Linked DNA regions of Mus musculus: region 2 is linked to region 1. The links are chromatin contacts, found by Hi-C or POLR2A ChIA-PET in ENCODE. All regions are on one chromosome and are shown on one strand. Each heading gives the region's core, a stretch centred on a gene start or an enhancer-like site at or near the end of the contact. The rest is flanking DNA. Distances are from core to core; before and after follow the strand shown.

Evidence for each region. A loop is a pair of places that touch in the nucleus more often than their neighbours do. ChIA-PET counts read pairs that join two places held with the same protein, here RNA polymerase II (POLR2A).
Region 2: POLR2A ChIA-PET joins it to region 1 with 58 read pairs in Patski. The contact joins two enhancer-like sites. A Hi-C loop is called at or near these places in 2 of 37 maps with a recorded cell type or tissue (CH12.LX and T-helper 1 cell). POLR2A ChIA-PET finds 5 or more read pairs at or near these places in 2 of 5 experiments (Patski and embryonic stem cell).

Annotation. Positions count from the first base shown.
Region 1 is chr15:59,595,553-59,599,380 of GRCm38, reverse strand. The region is part of intron 6 of Nsmce2 (NSE2/MMS21 homolog, SMC5-SMC6 complex SUMO ligase); the gene reads right to left. Among named protein-coding and RNA genes, the nearest start is that of Gm36677, 21 kb to the left of the region's middle. Within about 2 kb of position 1,845, at least 1 of the 3 ENCODE cell types and tissues checked has a DNase peak (open chromatin) inside an H3K27ac peak, as active enhancers do.
Region 2 is chr15:59,548,015-59,551,842 of GRCm38, reverse strand. All of the region lies in intron 4 of Nsmce2 (NSE2/MMS21 homolog, SMC5-SMC6 complex SUMO ligase), which reads right to left. Among named protein-coding and RNA genes, the nearest start is that of Gm36677, 68 kb to the left of the region's middle. Within about 2 kb of position 1,856, at least 1 of the 3 ENCODE cell types and tissues checked has a DNase peak (open chromatin) inside an H3K27ac peak, as active enhancers do.

The sequences.
Region 1 (3,828 bases), core at 596-3,095:
AGCCCCCCACCTGCTCACCCCAGCTCGACCGATGTACTTTGGAATTCCTAAGTATGAGATGGTGATGGAGACATCCACACATTCCAGACTTTAGAAACGGAGACTGTCATCCCCTAGGCTTCCCAGACATGGACGTGCACAACAGGGGGCTTCTGGAGTGAACCTCCCTGAGAGGCGAGCCCCGAGCCCCGTCCCTGACGACCAGACCTTGGGTGCAGTGGACTCCTGAGAACAGCGTCTACCTCCTTCTGCCAGACAGTGAATAAGCAGTGGAGAGGGAAGTGGAGAGTGAGGGGGGAGGACTTCCTGATGACATCAGTGGCTTTAGTCAGTAAATGAGGGCATTCTGAGAATGGCTGACGGAATTAACCACACCACTGAGCTGCAGAGGAGGCGCCCACACTCATGTTGATGGGATGGGATGGAGCCTGGTGATGTCTGTGTCATGCAGAGACAGGCTCTGGGAACAGGGATATAAATCAAGTATCCGAGGGGAGCGAGGTGACCCGACAACAAAGATACAAACTGGAAAATGGAAGAGCCAAGACAAGTGTATATGCCTACAATCCCAGCACCCGAGGCTGAGGCAAGACTGAGCTACACAGAAAGTTCTAGGCTAGGCTAGGCTATATAGTGAGACATCTCCAAAAGAGCGGCAAAGGCCTAGCAGTCGGCTCCCCTAGTGCTGACACTGTCCAGGTGACGGCACAAGGCTTTTCCTGCAAACAGATGAACGTGGAGTTCTTGTCTGTCTGCAGGCATCCTGGCACAGTGAAAATCAAGGCCACTGAATGCCACGGGCAAAGGATTGTGCTCCAGGTCTCATCACGCAGCACTTGCTGTTCTAGACCACAGTTAACCAGTCCTGTCTCCTCACACAAGGCGGCTCAACCAGAGACATGGTGAGAACAACACTGAAGAGCATGCGAGAACCTTTGAGAGACTTCCTGGAGGAGAGGCAGGACAGGAACCAGGGCACAGCCTTGTTTCCCACCCCACCCCACCCCACAGAAACGAACAAGTTTTTAAACTAAAAAGGGTAAGAAAAGGCCATGATGCCACGGGCTTGAATCAGGGCATTCCTGCTCCGAGAAACAACACTACCCAAGCGTTAGGCCATAATCCCCAGGACATCCTGGTGAGCAAGTCAGGTGTGGCAACACCTTCAACATCATCAACTCATCCCCAGGAAGGGCTCAGACTCACAGACCTGGAAGGAGAGGCTGGTCCTGTGCCTGGGTCAGCCACAGGGCAGAGCATTCCTTATTGCGAGTCTATGCTAAGGAGAGGTCTCAGGGTGCAGAGGGTCCCAGGGGCATCGGGGATTCGGGGCCTCAGCCTCAGCTCAGGATCACACAATGCTGAGTATGGAGAGATGCAGATTTGGGTCCTAAGAATATCAAGGTTTGGCCCATAAGCTCTAGGAAGCAGCTGTATAGACAGATACCTCTGGCATTAGAGCTGGGTAGATTCCTGACATAGTTACACTCAGAGAGTAACTGTGTCCCATCGCCTCCAAGTCCAGGGTGATGTGTCACAAAACAGTGAGGTACACATGATGACTGTTTGCCATAAGGGCCCCACAGCTGTGAGTTCACACTGTACACCAGCAAACTTCCTGTCAGGCCTGTGCTTCTGCCCGCCTGTGTGCAGCTGTGCACATGTGTATATGCTGTGGGAGTCAGAGGTCATCCCTGTCGTTCTCCTCAGGGTCCACTGTACTAGTTATTTATTTCTGACAGACTCTTTCACTGGCCTAATTCTTGCTAAACAGCCACTAGTCTGGCTGGCCTCACTGACCTCAGGGGCCTGCCTGCCTTTCATCTCCCTCCCTCTCCCAGTGCCGGGATACAAGTGAGCTATCACACTTGGCACTTTGATGTGAATTCTGGGGATGAGCTGAACCCTCACTGAGCTGAGCTATCTCCCGGTCTTCTTCACAGCCAAGAAATGGGACAGTACAGATCTGGAAGGAATCCCCTGTAGGCTCTAGGGTCACTGGAATTTTGAGTTGATGTCATTTTTACTTTAGAGATAAAGAACCCGGCTGAGAGGCTCAGTTATTTGTTGGTAAGTGATTCTGCTTTGACATCACACATTTCTCTTCACTTCATCTGATGAGCTTAGAATTCCCTAAAGATTCAGAAAACCAAAACAATTGGTGGGGGTCACAGTCAGCCACAGTTCATTAACATGAAAACGAGCAGGCAGCTTTATTTGAGAGATAATAGCTTACGACCTCCCTCGGTTTTAGGAAATGACTCTAACAGTATACTAGGGTGAAAAGCCCCACAAGCCCACTCCACTTGGGTCCAGTGGACAGGCCGCCAGGGTCTGAAGCATGCTGGGAAGTTCAGATGGTACCCAGTAAGTAACACAGTGTGCCTGGGACTCCAGTAACCTAACATAATTGGAACAGGAGAGAGACACCGTTCTCTAACAGGATGTGTCACACACATTTTTTAAACAGTGCTTCATGGGAAATGACACCACTTCATGCTGAATCAGAAACCTACAGAGTAAGCTGTGAGCAGAACCGAGTGAGTTCTAATCGGTTTCCAGGTTGGCCTTGCGTTTGACACTGGCTCTGTGACTGCAGCGCCTCTCGTCTTGGGTGTGGTTTAGGCTGCTTCCCACAGGTCTTGTACTTGAGTGCAGTAACTGCTGAACAAGAAGCTGCTTGGAGCTGACAGCAAGGGGCTCTGAGTCAGGTGCCGAGGCTTTATGGTGAGTGAAGAGAGCTTATGCCAGGCCAAGGCTCTGTCCTGCTGGCCTCTGCAGAACTGTGCCTCAGCGACAGCTGCCCAGCTCTATCCTCATAGCCACACAATTCTCATGGCTGGCTCAGTCACCTTCTAAGGGCACAGCCTGCACCTTGGCTGTTTTCAAGGGGCTCTATGGCTATGATCTCAGACTCTCAGAACCCCTGCTGGCCACTCTCCTCTCTTCCACCTCTCCCTGACCAAGCAGCTAGCAACTGCTTCTAGACACTCAAAAGAATTAGCAGTCATATTCCCCTCTAGCTCCTCCCCCATTTTCAATCAGCTACCACATTCTGTCGGGCGCATACACACCTCACTTCCACGTGCCTGCTCACTCTCTGTGACAGAATGCACTGTGGGCGCACCACCCTGGCACTGCCACAGCCTTTAGCACCTGCCCCCTGCACTGCTTCGGTAGTAACTTCCTCAGCTCCAGATTGGCTCCTCCTAATCCCCTTTCTCTACAAGGTCTTCTGTGCCTATGGGCAGAGCTGGTAGATGCTGGTGACGATGCTGTCGAAAGCTTGACAAGGATGCAGGACTCATGGTTACTGAGTCTTACTGCATGTGTGCCTGCTCCTTTAGAACATATCTTATTCAAGTTTCAGATGTACCAGTGAGAAAACTATCACCATCAGTTTACAGAGCAGGAAAGTGATGAAACGGACATTCACTGCCTCTGTGGTGGGTCTCTGCCTATTTACTGTTCTACCATCTACGGTGTCATTTTACTTTCCTGCCACAAACAGTAACTAGCCAACACCAGACCTACTGCCCTCTACGGGAAAGCTGGTCTGATGGGGGTGGGGTGGGGGATAGAGGAGTGGGAGGGAGGCTCTAGGAGTCAGTTTCTGATGAGTGTGGAGGGGCACGCCTTTACTCCAAGCAGGGGCAGGTGAATCTCTGTGAATTTAAGGCCAGCCTGGACTACACAGTGAGTTCTAGATAGCCAGGGTCACACAGGGAGACTGTCTCAAAAACAAATTAACTAAAATACCCAGTTAAAAACTATTTTGTTATTTTTTTTATTTGTCTGAGTTTTTTCTTGCCTGCACTTATGCCTGTT
Region 2 (3,828 bases), core at 607-3,106, 48 kb after region 1:
CTGACTACATGGGAGCTGGGGACCCGATACTGGTCCCCGCATTTGCAATGAAGGACTTCACAGACTGAGATTTCTTTTCCTTCTTCCCAGCTTGGGTTTTAAGTAAAACAATTAATTAAATGAGCTAACGGGATTTCTTTCTCTCTGGTGTCTGATCCCACGCAGCACTTGAGGACAGTTGTTTCCTTAGCTGGCAATGACTCGGCAGAGGAAAGGGATTGCCGCTTTTGCTGCTGCTGCTGCGGCTGCTGCTGCTGGGAATCAGATCCAAGTCCTCTGCCAGGGGCAAAACCAAATGCCTCAGTGGTCCCCAGAGCACACCTTTGCCCATTACACAACGGCAGCAAGGAGGAAGCAAGCAGGCAGCTGACTAGACTTCCAGCTACTCTGTCAGAATCAATCTAGTTTCCACTGCAGGGATTAATCTAACATGCTGAGAGACGGCGCGGGCTTTCCCCTTTAGCCAATATGAAGCCATCACTAAGCCATACTCTTTACTTTTATTTATTTATTTTTATTTTTTATTTTTTAATGGTTTTTCGAGACAGGGTTTCTCTGTATAGCCCTGGCTGGTCTGGAACTCACTTTGTAGACCAGGCTGGCTTCGAACTCAGAAATCCACCTGCCTCTGCCTCCCAAGTGCTGGGATTAAATGCGTGCACCACCACACCCGGCTTTTACTTTTATTATAAGTGATTACACATAAGGCATTGCATAAACATGCTTGGTTAGTGGTTACATTGCAATCCAGCAGTAGTATGATGCAGATATTCAGTGTCTTAATAATTGAACTGGAAAATTATAAAAGTGGGCTTCAGGAGGAGGCCAAAGTGAACTACAGTGACTCATCGCCAGGGCCATCCTGACCTGAGCCTTCACTGAGATGTGCTCTTGACAAGAGAATGGTGCAGAGAATGACAAGATGTTTCCCTTCACAGGGTTCCACTAGTGAGGAGCCACAAAGAGCAGAAAACTAAGATACCAGCCGATCTTCTTTTGGAAACTGTGCTGAGATCAGAATGCACAAGCATACTTGCGATGTACCTACCAGTCACTGCTCTCGCTTACTGGCCACTCCTCCAGCTCCAGGCACTGCTCCAGATTATTCCTTTTATCCCCCGTGAACATCTTATAATGTCCCAATTCTCATGTCAGGGATGAAAAGACCAAGGAGCGGAAAAGGTTACATAACTTGCCGCCTCTCACGGTTGGTGGGCTGGAAAGGAACTCCCTGCTCTCCGACTGCACTCTGAGTGACGCATCGTCTCTACTTGACATTTTGGGGCTCTGTCCCAAGTACTCTGTAGGGTCCTAACAAAATGGTTCACATATTTTCCTGATGTTTCACACAGCTAATTACACAACCAATTAGTTTCCCAACCAAAAGATAGCATCTACGGTTTCTGCCTCTACTTCAGTCTGCTTAAGTTCATGGTAGAGATGAAAATGAAATCGGCCCCCAGCCTACATGTTTATCATCTTTTGGAGGTTCTCACAGGACAGATTTCCTGCTTAAAAACCTTTTAGCCAGACTGCTGCTTCTTGTTTTGACAGTCCAATCTTATTAGATCATGTTCTAGCACAATGCGGGCCTTGCTCAATACTCTGAAATTTCAGACCTACCAAAGCTATGAGCAACTTTTTGATTGAGAAGTCCACGACCTCATGTGAAACCAGAGTCATGGGAATTGGAAGAAATGCACAAAACCCCTGCGATGGTAAAGTGAAATATGACAACGGTGGAGTGACGTGACCCACAGTTCCAGGAGACATGCTTCCTCACGGTCATGACTACATGACAGCGTCTCTAAGGACTCCATGTGCTGGCCTGCTTTCAGCAGTGTTCAAATCGCCCTCACGTGGTTGGCAGGTGGCCAGAGAATAATGAGGTGGTAGGAAAAGGGCAGATTTTGCCAACGGAGGTTAGGTAGTCTAAATGGAACCAAGAGAGGGGCTGGCCATACAACGGGTGAGAAAAGGGTGTGTAAGGGGTGGGGGCAAACGGCTTACTGATGCAGTGATTTGCAAAGACTTGTTCACATTACCTCTGTACTATGGACTCATGACTCAGTTTTCAAGCCAGTGGAAGCCAAACAGGTATCTCGTTTCCCCTCTGCAGCTCCACACTCCCTTCCCCACAGACAGCCTAGCTTCAAACCTATGAGCAGCCAAAAGGGGACAACTAAGGATATGTTTAGCATGTACACTGCTGGGAACCATGGGGCAGAGGGAGAAGAGCTGTGACACAGAAACACCAGCAGGTAGGGATCGTCTTCAACTGTGTGACTTTACAAGAGGATTGATCAAAGAATGCTGCCCTTAGGAATTATATCTTAAAGCACACTGTAGGCCTGAGACTCAGTATTTGGCAACTTGTTAAAATTAGGTCAGGAGTGTGATGAGGAGAATTTGTACTTTTCACTTTTATTGTAGAGAAAATGGCACAGGACTCTGTAGGAACACTGTTAAACCTGCATCCAGGAAGTAGGCCAGGCTGAAGCTACGTCAAGGTAGAAGGGTCAATGAGGGACCTCCATGTCACTGAGGCAGACAGCCTCTACACGGCAGCCTGTGCTGTCAGAGACAGTACTAAAAGAAGCTGGAAATGCTGATTCTGATGGGAACCCTTCTAACTGGTGTATGTTGCAACCGAAGATACATGTGTATACAACTCCCCTGGCCAACCCAAACACATCTGTGGCTGGAACCAGCACACTGAGAGCTGGTGTCTGACCTTGGTGACCACAGTGATGACTCTTAACCCTTACAGCACAGAGAGGAAACAAGCGCTGGCTTGTCTTCCATAAAGTCACTTACACCGCTGCCTGGTCAAAAGACTCTTTGTAAGTCCAGCCTGTGGGACCTGCAGAGAGGTCCAAGAAGGCCATGGGCCTCCTTCACTAACAATGCCAAGCCTGTCGCTGTTGAGAGAGGGAGGTATTCTGAGGTCTTTGGGAGAATTTAGAAAGGTGTCAGTCAGGAAGATGAGGTGTTTGGTGGCTTCATACTGAGTTATGACCACCTGCTCTGAGCTCTCTAACTGCTTATTTAAAACTGCAGGGTTTGTTTCTTGTTGCCATGAGTGCCAAAGGAGCCCAACAGACATGTCATATAGGGCTGTCAACTGGCAGCTCAAAAGGTCTCCTGGAAAATTTCATTCGGCTACAAAGAGAAGACTGCATCCCCCTATGATCAGACACTTTAGCATCCAAGTCTGGATGCTTGCTTGCCCACTGTGCCTATGATAAACCAGACATTTTTCTACGTCGTGCTTCCAAAGCCCTATCTCCTGGCTGTCAGACTTCTTTTTCTTTTTTAAAGTCATTTTCATTTATGCGTATGTATCTGTCTGAATGTATTCAGATGCCTGTAGAGGCCAGAAAAGGGTGTCAGATGCCCCAGAGTTGCAGTTACAGACCATCTGATATCAGTGCTGGAAACTGAACTCAGCTTTGCAAGAGCAGCAAGAGTGCTTTTAACTGCTGAGCTATCGCTTCAGTCCCCAAGAGTGGCAGGCTTTGAAATCGACCATACTGTGTGGTGTGGGACAAGAAGGTGCTGTGTGTCTCTAATGCACAAGCGTGTGTGTGTGTGTGAGTGTGAGAGAGAGAGAGAGAGAGTGTGTGTGTGTGTGTGTGTGAGAGAGAGAGAGAGAGTGTGTGTGTGTGTGTGTGAGAGAGTGTGTGTGTGTGTGTGTGTGAGAGAGAGAGAGAGAGAGAGAGAGAGAGAGAGAGAGAGAGAGAGAGAGAATATGAAGGTATTGCTATATAGCTCAGGTTGGCCTAGAATTCACCATCCTGGTCCTGCCACTTGAGCCCTGTGATTACA